2 separate regions of the Homo sapiens genome follow, and region 1 is linked to region 2. A link is a contact called in ENCODE Hi-C data. All regions are on one chromosome and are shown on one strand. The core of a region is the stretch at or near the end of the contact, and the rest is flanking DNA. Distances in the headings are between cores, read along the strand shown.

Evidence for each region. Hi-C counts contacts between places; a loop is a spot of excess contacts on that map. Pooled maps may share reads with other maps.
Region 1: a map of Calu3 shows a loop between it and region 2 (2.1-fold over the local background). The contact joins the enhancer-like site here to the promoter of DNM3-IT1 in region 2. A Hi-C loop is called at or near these places in 1 of 168 maps with a recorded cell type or tissue (Calu3) and 6 of 50 pooled maps.

The regions. Positions count from the first base shown.
Region 1 is chr1:171,912,040-171,918,635 of GRCh38, forward strand. The region is part of intron 1 of DNM3 (dynamin 3); the gene reads left to right. Among named protein-coding and RNA genes, the nearest start is that of DNM3-IT1, 51 kb to the left of the region's middle. Within about 2 kb of position 1,537, at least 4 of the 41 ENCODE cell types and tissues checked have a DNase peak (open chromatin) inside an H3K27ac peak, as active enhancers do.
Region 2 is chr1:171,859,908-171,866,485 of GRCh38, forward strand. DNM3-IT1 (DNM3 intronic transcript 1) reads left to right here and starts at 4,285. Exons shown (of 2, transcript NR_046845.1): 1 at 4,285-4,386; 2 at 4,492-4,780. The region is part of intron 1 of DNM3 (dynamin 3); the gene reads left to right.

The DNA.
Region 1 (6,596 bases), core at 287-2,786, 49 kb after region 2:
ATACATTGAAGTTTGCAGCAAAACCCAGCTCAGTTTGTCCTTTCCACATGCATTTCTTTTAGAAACTCTGCAGGAAGGGGTGGCTAACAGAACTGAATGTTTAGCATCCTGAGTTTTATTTTTTGTTGATGTATAATACATATTCTCAGTTGGGGTGATATTGCCCCCAACAGGGCAAAAACTGGTTCTTGGGGGACAAAAAGAGTCTTACTCTTTTTATGTTTAAAGCGCAGGTGTATGTAGAGCACATATACTGGTATATAGTATATCTATGATATTAAACTTAATAGGGGAACATTTAATGGGGAAAAATATCAAATAAGTTTCATTAGGGGAACCATAATGAAAAGAAGGGTGAGAAACACTGGCTTAAATCATTGTCTGTCTGTCTGTCTCTCTCTTTTTCTTTGTCTCCTTCCTAGGTAGTACAAGGCTGGTTCCAGTGACCTATAATGTCATCACTATCCTACTCTTTGTTCTTTTCTGATCTTCCATCTGCACAATTACCTTGTAGTATTAAGGTGGTTGTTGCAGCTCCACTATCATATATAGCTGACAGGGAGACAAAAGAAGAGGAAGGGTAAAAGTTACACATTAACGAAATCAGAACCTTTTAAAGGAACTCTTCTGATGTCACTCAAAACCTCTAATTACATCTTACTGGGTAGAAGTTAGTCATGTGGACACCCCATTTGCAAGGGAGGCTGGGAAATGCAGATTGATTTGTCTATTAAAGTTGGGCACATTGCCATTCCCAGCAAAATTGGGATTCTGTTAATAAGAAAGGGAAAATAGATATTAGGTAGGCAACCAGTGATCTTTTTACTAGTGCTTTTTGCCATTCGTTTTCCTGGCAGCCAACTTGGGTAAAATATAATCTGTGATTTGGAAAAAGTGAAAGCTAAGTGCCTTTATTTTATGCCAGGACTCATTCATCTGGTGCTTTAAATTCTTGAACAGACTGACTTAGTGCATAAGCAAATAAAATGGATTAAATATTAAGGCATTAAGTTCTTCAGCATGTTTCCTGGTGGGGAGAACACTTAGTATTTGTAAAGTGAGAACTGACTTCTTTGTTCAGTTTATAGATCCCTGACTCAGAAACTTTTGCATTCTAAATGTTTCAGTGGGAACCATTAATTATTGATTATTTAGATTTCATGAAAATATGTTGTTTAGAAATTTTGAATTTTGTGAATAAAAGCAAAATATTGGGATTCTTAAAGATGTCAACAAAAAATAAGTAAAAGCATTGTATTTCCTGCAATTGAATTTGTAGATATGTTTTTCAGATAAAATTATGATGGTATTGAGTACTTCATATTATAGAGTAGCTGACAGCATCAAAATATGATTCTTTGTAAATCTGTAAGTACTAATATTCTTAATATATGCCAATAATTTAGAGAAAAAAAGTAAACTTCAGTAGAAAATTTCCAATTAAATCTGTAGATTTTGGTAAAATTACTTCCTCTAGCGATTAAAATTGCATTGTAATGGTTGGCAAAGTTCCCGGATTTGGGCATGAAAGTACAGAGCTATTTTAATAGCACCATTGTGTTCAGGGTGTGGAACTGGATTCTTGACCTCAGTGCTTCTTGGAGCAGGGGGTGGGCAGTATTTGTGTGATTTGTCTGTCTTTCTCTTCCTATCTCCTTTCTTTTGCCTGTTTCCCTTTCCTTGTTTCTTTTTTTGTTGGATCAGTATATTGAAATATTGTGAGATAGTACTCCTATAGGAATTATTTTGGTGCACAGATTTTTTTTTTAGACAGAGTTTCACTCTGTCACCCAGGCTGAAGTGCAGTGGCATGAACATGGCTCACTGCAGCCTCGACCTCCTGGGTTCAAGCAATCCTCCTGCCTCAGGCTCCCGAGTAGCTGGGACTACAGGCTCAAGCCACCATGCCCAGCTAATTTTTACATTTTTTGTAGAGAAGGGAGTCTTGTCATGTTGCTCAGGCTGGTCTGGAACTCCTAGGCTCAAGTGATCCTCCTGCCTTGGCCTCCCAAAGTATTAAAATTACAGATGTAAGCCACTGTGCATGGCCAGAAAATTGTATTAAATACTTTGAAAATTAAGTTTTAAAAGAGATTTCTCTGTTTTTTGGTTTTTGTTTTTGTTTTGTTTTTTTTGAGATGGAGTTTTGCTCTTGTCGCCCAGGCTGGAGTGCAATGATGCGATCGCGGCTCACCGCAACCTCCGCCTCCTGGGTTCAAGGGATTCTCCTATCTCAGCCTCCCGAGTAGCTGGGATTACAGGCATGCACCACCACGCCTGGCTAATTTTGTATTTTTGGTAGAGATGGGGTTTCTCCATGTTGATCAGGCTTGTCTTGAACTCCCAACCTCAGGTGATCTGCCGGCCTCGGCCTCCCAAAGTGCTGGGATTACAGGCGTGAGCCACCACAGCTGGCTGAGATTTCTCTGTTTTTAAGGAAAAAAATTTTAAAAATATATTGGTTCTGGATTTTTTTTTAAATTTTATTTTCTTCCAATTCTATTCCATGTCATTAGACAGAGTCAATAATATTGGCCCACCTAGTATTCCGTATTTTGTAATTTGGTGAATATATTTGGGTCTTAAATGTTCATAATATCAATTTAAATGACCCCAGCAAATTACTGGTGAGTTGAGAGTCATCTTGCCTATTCTTTTGGTCCATATAATGCCTTGTAGCTGTCTGCCAGTTGTGAATTAGATGTAGGATTGTTTTCTCTCTATGTTATGACTATATGGAACAATGACGAATCTTCTTGAAAGGGTATGTAGAAAGTGTAAAAAATATTTAGTGCCTAGGCACTGAAGGAGGCTCTGAGGGAACACACAAGGGTGAGGGAGCAGACAAGTGTGTGTTGAGAGCTTAGGTAGAGACATGTGGGGGTGGGGGGACCTCGAGAAGACTCCCAGAGAAGATGACATGCAGCTGAGTGTTGAAGATTTAGGGGGATAGGGATGTGCCTAGACACGAAGTCTAAGAGCACAGATGCGCACAGAGACTTACACTAGAGGACAAGGCTTTATTTCTGCTTTGTTTACTGTTATATCTCCAGTGTCTAAGGCTTCATTTAGCTTGTAGTAGACACATAATGCACATTTGTTGAATTAATAGGTTAAATTAATTGTAAGAAGTTCTATGCCTCTGATGTAGGGTTTCACTTGGAGAATGTTCAGAAATAAAATATTTTGTAAGTGATACTAAGATTTGGATTTCATGCTAAAGATCCTGGGGAGTCATTCAGTGATTTAAAGTCTGGTAATGATGTGATAGAACTTACATCACTGTTAAAGTTGGATAGGAGGGTGCTCAAATTAGATGCAGGGAAATTAGTTGTGAGATTAGTGTAGCAGTTTATATGATAGTTGGTGGAAGCTGGAGTGGTGATCCAAATAGACAAGAGAGGGTGAATTTAAGAGATATTAAGATAGAATCAACAGGACATGGTGACCAACTTGGAGCATGAGGATAGAGGTAGAAGGAGGATGGATGATTCCCAGGTGCTAGGCTTGGCGGACATTTATGGATGCTGATGATGTGGATTATGATTGGGAATGAAGGAGGAGAAACATTTGGATAGATTGTAATGAACTGTAGAGATGTTTGGTTCCAGACACCTAGTGGAGATGTTTAAGAGGTTAATATGATTGTAATGAGTTGTAGGGATGTTTAAGAGGTTAATGTGATTGTAATGAGTTGTAGAGATGTTTGGTTCCAGACACCTAGTGGAGATGTTAAGAGTTGTAGAGATGTTTAAGAGGTTAATGTGATTTTGAGTTCTAGTGTTTGGCTACCTCTCTGGTAGCTCGTTTCTATTCTCTCAGTTCCACTTCTTTCAGGTACCCATTAAATGTTGGTATTTCTGAGAGTCCATATTAATCACTTGTTTCCACTCCATTCCTACTCATCTGTTCCTTTGGCTTCAACTTCCTGCTCTGTTGCTCACTGTCAAATTATTGTCTCCAGACAAGACTTTTGTCCTGAGTGCCAACTGTTCAGTCTAACTGCCTACATGTTGTTTCAATCAGATATTCCCCAGGCATGTAAAGATAAATGTGTACAAATAAGGACCACTCATTTTCTTCCCCCATTTCTTTTACAATGTAGAGAAAAATGGTCAAGAGCACAGATGCTAGAGTTAGACTCCCTAGATTTGAGTCCCATATGTCACTTACTAGCTTTGTGACCCTGTGCAAATTATCTGACTTTTTTGTGCCTCTGTTTTCTCATCTGTAAAGTAAGAATAACAATAGTACCTTCCTCATAGGATGTTATGAGATCAAACAAGTTAATGCATATAAAGCAATCAGATTGGTGCTGGCACATGGTAAGCACTATATTAATCAGATCTTCCTTTATTTCCTGTCCTGGTTAGTGATACCATTGTTCAACCAGCTACCCAAACCAGAAATGTGACATTTATCCTAACTCTTCCATATCACTACATCAGAAGGAGATTCATCAGAAGGAGGGGCATCAGAAGGAGATTCCACATCAAAGCAATCATTAAATCCTGCCATTTGTCTTCTTTCCATCTCTACCATTACTGCCTTGGACTTGACATTTATTGTCTTCTTTCTGAATGACATACACCGGCTACTGACTAGTGACTCATCACCCTGTCTTTGATCTTTCTCTTCTTCAACGTTTTCTATATAATCCCCAGTGATTATTCTGAAATGCAAATCTGATCACTTAAAACTCTATAGCGCCTTCCTGTTCCCACAGAAAATAGACAAACACAAACTACCAGTAAAGACCTCTGAGGTCTGTTCTGGCTTCCTTCTGTAGACTCTTCTCTGTCTCATTCTGATCTCTCTTTAATGTTTACAGTTCTGTGATGTTTTGTGCTACTCTGGTCTTCCATGTCTTCGTATATCTGATTTTCTGTGGAATGCCTCCTACCTCATATTTCTTCTCAGATATTGTTTCTGGCAGCTCCTCCAAGCAGGATAGATATTCTTTGCTGTATGTTGATACTCTACCTTGGGTGGAGCTTAAGCATAGTACCTGTTATGCTTATTATAGTTATTTATTTGCATGTTGTCCTCCTCCAAGGCTGAGCTTGTTTATTTTTGAATAAATTGGCTCCATGAATCAACTTCTAGGAAACTATGAGTTATGCCTCCCATCTTCAGTTAAGGGCAGATGTTAAACATTTATTTACTGTACAGATTATCTGGTTAACAATCATTTACATCTATATTGAAGAAACCATCTCTGTAGTTACTTTATTTGCTGCCGGGGGGAATTTTTTTTAGTTTTCTTGATACAGCTAGTGTGTTCTTTTTCAGGCTTCCAAAGATCATTCTTTTCCTAGTGGAGCAATAACTATATTTCCTGGTAACTCAGTTACTGGAAGAGCCAATAAGAAATGTCATCAAGGTGGTTCTTAAACTATAGTGTGGGAATTGTACTCTATTTTTTTGTCTAGGAGTCAGGAAGCCATGAAAGAGCATTAACTTACTGCCTGAAGACCAGCTGTTAACACTGAAGATTAACGCTTTATTGAGATGGGTTGAGAGAGAAGAAAGGCATTTGATTTGTAGCTGTCATGTGGCATCCAGAGGGAAGCACTCTCTCTGACTGAAAATCTGTACAGTTCAACCACAAATAAGGCATTTGGGCAATATAACAGAATCAATTTAATAACACTGAGTCTTCAGGTTACTTTTTGAAGGTACATTTTGCAGGAAAAATGGCATACATATTTTCTTTTTATATAGATATATTAGAAAATAAATTTAAAAATATGTAGTCTAAATCCAAAGTAATGCTAAAGGAATAGTCATTATTTTTCCAGCATTTATTTAAAAAATGTTTTCCCATAAAACATGCTTACAGGTTTTCCCATAAAATATGCTTACGGGAGAAAACCTATTGCACAGAAAATGATACAATTCAATTGGATGGTGGTGCTCAGTGGCTAATGAACTATTCAATATTGTTCGTGTCAGTGCTTTGGCTCCCTGTTGCTGAAGGCAGGCATAAGTGCTTTCCAAACCCTTGCAGGTGATCAACACCAAGAGGATAGTTCAAATGGGGTCTGTGGCTCCTATCTCCAAATTCCATTAGCAAAATGTTAAAATATTGTATGTAGGCACTTAGTTTTTTAAGGTAAGCGAATACTACAATATCAGGGAAAACACACTGTGGCTGTGTTATATCAAAAATAATAGTAACATTTTTCCGTGGTGCTTGGGTTTTAAAACGGTTGGCGTTTGTTGCATTTCTTTTGATCCATACAACTTGGGCCATAGTTAGCATTATCTCAGTTTAGAAGTAAAAGAAATAGGTTCGGAGAGAATTTTGCCCATTCAGTGGTAGAGCTAATATTCAAAGGAAGGTTCTGTGTTTCTCATTCGAGGACTCATCTCCTGAGCTCACACAGCAAGAGTGTGCTGGGCATATGGTTTTCATTTTGCTGGACCATCAGAAGGAGACATATCTTTAGGATGTTCAGATTAGGTGCTCATTCTTCAGAAGAGAGAAACTTTTCTTTAGCACTTTGTTGTACTTCAGAGATGCCTGTGAAACAGGATAGACTTCGAAATAGTAAAATTTGATTATCAAAATTTTTGGCTTTTGGTGAGAATAT
Region 2 (6,578 bases), core at 3,035-5,534:
CACAGAAGTCTGTGTGTTGGAGGAACTTAAGGTAAGTCAGTGTCTCCAGAGCTCAGTCGAGAGGGAGAAATATAGCAAGGAAAGATAGCAGAGGGAAGTTCAGGTAGGCTCTGTTGTTGCCAAAAATAGATTTTATCCAGAGTGCTATGGTAAGTGACTGAAGGAAGGATTTTAATCAGGTTAGTTATGTAATCTGATTTACATTAGAGAAAGATTACTCTAGGTCAGTGCTTTTCAAGACAATAGTCACTACCCCATGTAGCTATTATAACTAATGCTACTGAGAAATTGAATTTCCAGTTTAATTTTAGTTACTTTAAATCTACTTTTAAAAATATAACGAATTCAGTTAAGTATGTTTTGGTACATGAAGCTACTTTTTCAACTATAAATTTTGTGAACTTTAAATATAGATCAGGTATTTCTGATAAAAATTTAGCATCCAAGTTGAGATGTGCTCTAAGTGTAAAATACACATGAAATTTCAAAGATTTGCTATGGAAAAGAATACAAACTGCCTTATTAATGATTTTATATTGATTATTAATACATATTGAAAGGATTATAAGTTGGAGAAATTGGGCTAAATAAAATGTATTGTTTAATTTTACTTGCTTCTTTTTACTTTTTGTAATGTGGCTATTAGAACATTTAAAGTTATTTACATGGCTCATATTATATTTCCATTAGACTTGCATTGCACTAGATGCTGTGATGATAATGGATTGGAGGCAGGCAAAGTAGCAGCAGAGAGATGGGTTAGGAATCTTTTGCAGTTGTCTAGGTGGGTGATAATGGTATCTTTGATTAGGGAGTGGCAGTGGAAATGGAAAGAAGTATAAAGAGTCTACAAATATTTTGGAAGTAGAGTCATAATGACTTGCTGATGGACTAGATGGGGAAGGGAAGAATGAAAAAACGACTCTCAAGTTTTTGACTTGTGACTGGATTGCAGTGTTGCCATTTCCTGTAGTGGGAAGACTGAGAAAAAAGTTGGGAGTTGAACATCTAAGGTATGGATTTGGGCATGTTAGAGCCTGTAAGGTATGCAGGTGGTTGGATATAAGAGCCTGGGGCACAGAGGAGAGTTTAACTGAAGATATTAATCAGTACTTGTCAATATATCATTGATATTTAAAACCTTAAGACTGCACACCAAAAACTATACAACATCATTGAAAGAAATTAAAGAAGACCAACTAAAATGGAAAGATATCCTATGTTCATGAACTTGAAGACTTAAGTGTTAAAATGGCAACACACCTCAAATCAATCTGCAGACTTAATGAAATTCCTATCAAAATTCCAGATGCCATTTTTGTGCAGAAATTGACAAACTGATCTTAAAATTTTTATGGAGTTGCATAGGATTCAGAATGGCCAAAACAATGTTGAAAGCAAAACAAAACAAGTTGAAGGACTCACACTTCCCAGTTCTAAAACTTACTACAAATCAGTGTAATACTGGTGTAAATATACACATACTAAATGAATGGAATAGACTTGAGAGTCCAGAAATAAACTGTTACATTCGTGGTCAATTGATTTTTAACAAAAGTACCAAGATAATTCAATGGAGGAAAGAGTAGCCTTTTCAACAAATGGTACTGGGACAGCAGTATATCCATGTGCAAAAGAATACATTGGGGCCCCTACCTCACATCATATATACAGATTAACTCAAAATGGATCAAAGACCTAAATGTAAGAGCTAAAGCTACAAAATTTTTAGAAGAAAACACAAGTATAAATCTTGGTGATTTTAGATTAGACAGTAGTTTCTTAGCTACGATACCCAAAGCATAAGTGACAAAATAAAAAATAGTTAAAGTGAACAACATCAAAATTAAAAACTTTTGTGCTTCAAGGGACACTATTAAGGGTATGAAAAGATAACCCAGAGAATGGGGGGAAATTTTTGCAAATTATATATGTGATAGGGAACTAGCATCCTGAATACAAAAGGAACTCTTATAACACAACAATAAAAAGACAAATAACCCAATTAAAAATTAGGCAGAAGACTTGATTTTCTAAAGAATGTATAAATAGCTAATATGCACATAGAAAGATGCTCAACATCAGTAGTCAGTAGAGAAGCAAATTAAAATACAATGATATGCCACCAGGTATCTCACTAGGACAGCTATGATAAAAAGGAGGGATACTAACAACTGCTGGTGAGGATGTGGAGAAATTGGAACACTCATCCATTACTGGTGGGAGTGTCAGATTGTACAGACACTTTGGAAAACAGTTTGGCAAATTCCTCAAAAGTTAAACATAGTTATCATAATGTTATACGAAACAATTCAACTCCTAGATTCATGCTGAAGACAAATTAAAACACAAATATGTACATGCAAAAACTTGTGCATAAATGTTTATAGTAGCATTGTTCATAATAGCCAAAAGGTGGAAACACCCAAATGCCCACCAATTGATCAATGAATAAACAAAATGTGACATACATTGAATACAATGGAGTATTATTGAGCCATAAAAAGGAATTAAGTACTGATACAGGCATGCTACAACATGGATAAATCTTAAAAACATTACACTAAGTGAAAGAAGTCAACGCAAAAGGCCAATAGTATATGATTCCATTTATATGAAATGTATAGAGTAGAGACAGAAAGCAGATTGGTGTTTGCCAGGGCCTAGGGAGAGGAAGGAATGGAGAATGACTACTAATGGGTATGGAGTTTTTCTTGGGTGATAAAAATATTCTGGAATTAAATAGAGATGGTGTTTTATAATATCATGAATATACTAAAAAATCACCAAATTATACTTCCAAAGGGTGACTTTTATGATCTTTAAATTATATCTCAATTAAAAGAAAACCTTAGGACAGAGATAAATCACTTTGAGGGAGAGTATATGAAAGAAGGAAAAGAGAAGCAGCAACAGAAGGGCCCTGCAAGGAAGCCCAAGAAGGAGAGGCCAAAGAACTAGAAAGAAAATCTAGAGACTCTTTAGAACTGAGAGAAAAGAGTAGTTTTGTTGGAGTGGTAGGAGTTGGGAAGCCTTACTGGAGTGGTTGAGAAAATGAGAGGTGAATAAATGGGGACACAGTGTGTAGATAACTCTTCTGAGAAGTTGGAAGAGAGTCTAGGGCAAAGGAGGGTGTGCTTTTTTTTTTTTTTAAAGACAATACATAACATTCAAAGGGGATGCTTTTTTTGATGGGAGATATTAGAGCATTTTTGTTTGCTAGTAGGAATGACCCAGAAGTAAGATCCAAGAAGTAAGGTAAGACCCAGAAGAAGATATAGATGACAAAGTACAGAAAAGCAGAAGAGAGAGGCAGGACATGCTTGAGAAAGTATGGTGAGATGGGCATCCCACAGAGGAGTAGGGATATCTTATCCACTGTAACTGAAAGGTAAAGAAGCTGGTGCAGACAAGAAGGGTGTATAGATTTGGTGGGGAATGTAGGGAAGCTCCAGTTTAATGAAGTGATAGCATCAGCTGATGGTAGGGTAGGAAGCAGAGGGAGGGGCAGAAAGACAGGAAAAAAGTATACAAAGACTATTTGAGGAAATGGGAATGTGAGCTTAGTAGAGAAATATATTCAAAATATTTATGAAATTTCCCTTTTCATAAGCCAATAACAGTTACATGAATTTTCTAAAATGCATGTTTTATCAAACCACTCTACTGCTAAAATCCCTGTTACCCAGCTTCTAAGCATGCTGTAGAGTTTCCTTCATGGTCTGCCATCTGTCTTTATGTCCGTTCTCTCCTTCTCCTTCTATGCACTGGGGTGTGCAGTCCTGCTGAACGACTAAGGTTCCTAGAATGCAGCAAGCCCTTTCATGTCTCCATAGCGTTACACATGTTCCCCTCTACCTGGAAGGCTCTTCGGTTTCCATATTGCCAGGATAACTCTACTTACAAGAACTAGTTATCACCTCTTCTTGAAAGCCTTCACTAAGCCCACAGGTAGAAGGTATTTACTAAGTGTGTGTTGAAAGACTGGAGATACTTAGTATGAGCCTTATTGAATGAATGAGCTCTTTGAACACAGAAGAATTATCCAGAGTCTGGGCTGTATGTGCAAAACGCCAAGGACTTTAAAACTTATGTGGCTTTCTTGGTTTATTTACTCATCTGCAGAATGGAGATAATAAACATTATCTCAATTCCCTTTGCAGAGTCTAAAAAGTGGGTTTTAAATGTCTAATATACTCGTCAATAAATGATAGTTTAAAAAATAGTACTTAAGCAAAGATTTGCATGTAGCAAAACGTGACTGAGAGATTGCTTTCATTGCAGGGATTGCAAGGACACCTGCTGTATTTAAAATGCTGCATTTTCTTGGCATACCATTTAAGACAAATTACAAAAACCTATAACTGAAGCCTGTTTTTCCAAAAGGTACGTTTCCTGGTTTGGACCTGTGGGTAGTGAGTGGAAGAACACATTTGGTGTAGAAGGAAAATATGTATATATTCTGATCTACCCTGCATATTTTCCATTAAGGTCTCCAGCTGCCTGAACATTAAGGAGCTGTGCCAGTAAGGAGGACAAGACCTGGTAACTGGTTAAAAGAAGCTAACAGAGCTCATGATAAGGCTTGCCAGCCTAGAGGACAAACTGCCAGTTGTCTATAGAACAGACAGGACTTGTGGGAGCATAGTGTGTTAAGTGGAGGCCCCTGAGCTTAGAAAAAGGGGCTTTCCTATTAGGCAGGAACCAAGAGAAGCACAAAGAGATCATAGTTTATAAATATGCAACAGACACCTCTGTTTGGAAGGAGGCACAACACTTATTGTGGGATTGTCATTGTGTGGCTTGCTTTTTTCAATAAATTCCCTCCTTAAAAATTTTTATATAGATTGAATATTTGTAAATAGTGTTTTATTATTGATTTACATTATTATGTTAGTAATGCTTTAATTTTCAGTTTTGCTTGCCAAAAATTTTCTAATTCTTGCTTAAATAAAAAAAAAAACTAATTGTATAGCTTGGAGTTCCAAATTTAGAATGAGAATCTTTTTGTGAGGCTAAATTGTTTTGTAATGAAATTAATCACTCATTAATTTGCCTCTTAAAATACAGACTTATTTAAAATCTAGTGGGTTTTCTTAATTGGACGGAGAGACATTCTTGTAATTCATAAGAAGTTATTTATCTTCTCTCCAAATGAAATTATTTTAAAATTTAAATTTATTTATGTCTTGCTTTTCTGCAAAGGAATTGAGGTGGCTTCCTACAAACTATATTCATTTATTTATTCATTCTTTTCTATAACTATTTATGGAATTATTAGACATTTAAAATAAAACATTAAAGTCAAATAGAAGTGAAGAGGCAGGGCTGGGCGTGGTAGCTTATGCCTGTAACCCCAGCACTCTGGGAGGCTGAGGCAGGCAAATCGCTTGAGCCCGGGAGTTCTAGACAAGCCTGGGCAACGTGGTGAAACCTCATCTCTACAAAAAAATACAAGAATTAGCCAGGTATAGTGGTGCATGCCTGTAGTCCCAGTGCTTGAGAGGCTGAGACTGGAGGATCTCTTGAGACTGGGAGGTCGAGGCTGCGGTGAGCCATGATCCTGCCACTGCACTCCAGCCTGGGTGACAGAGCAAGATCCTGTCTCAAAAAAAAAAAAAAAAAAAAAAAAAGAATGAAAAAAGAACTGAAGAGGCAGGACCAAGGTAAGATAAAACCAAGAAATGGAGAATGAAAAATTCCCAAACCTAAATATTGACCTAATAATGGGATTAAACACATGTAAACACCCCATTAGGGGAAAAAGTGAAATATGATCACTTAGACAGTTTTGTTATCTTCGAGGATTAAGAAACATTTTTATTCATACATATTCCTCTAGAGGTGAGTAAAAAACAATTTCTCATATTTTATAACAGCAAATACAGTAGCTTCCTTTCTCTGTGATCTCACTTCTCATCAGGGTTTAGCTGGGTGGGCAACTTTGGATCTTGAGTCTGTATCCCTTTCCTACATTTTCAGATCCATGTTGAGATTTCAATGTAAATACTCATACTTTTACTAATAGATTCAGCATCTTCCCCAGAGAGGTCATGTCCTCTGTGTATTCTCTTAATCAACAAACCTTGAAGCTTTCATATTGCCTTCATCTTTCCTTTCCCCACATATACTAAATTTTGTACATTCTACTTGAGTAGTGCCTTTGTTCTCGTTGGTGCCCTTTCATTTCTGTTGCTGTTGTCCCAGCTCAGAGCTTACTTTCCTCTTGCCTGATTTATCCTAATAACTTATTTAATAGCATCAGTTCTTCCAGTGTCAACCCCCACCTTAGTCATTCTAAATACTCTTGACAGAATTCTCTTAAAGCACTACTCTAATCGCTCCCTTTCCCTACACAATAGAATCCTAACTTCTTGGCATAACTTTAAAAGCTTTTAATGATCTGGCTACCAACTACTTCCCAGCATAATTTTCCATTTCTTTTGTACATCATAGGTAGCCATTCTCTGAAACCGTCCTTGTACTTTCTCTCCTTTGTGTCATCACTCATACCATTCCCTCCATCTAGAATGCTTTTGCTCCTTCTATTCCTCCCATTTCAGTTGAATCCAGCAAAT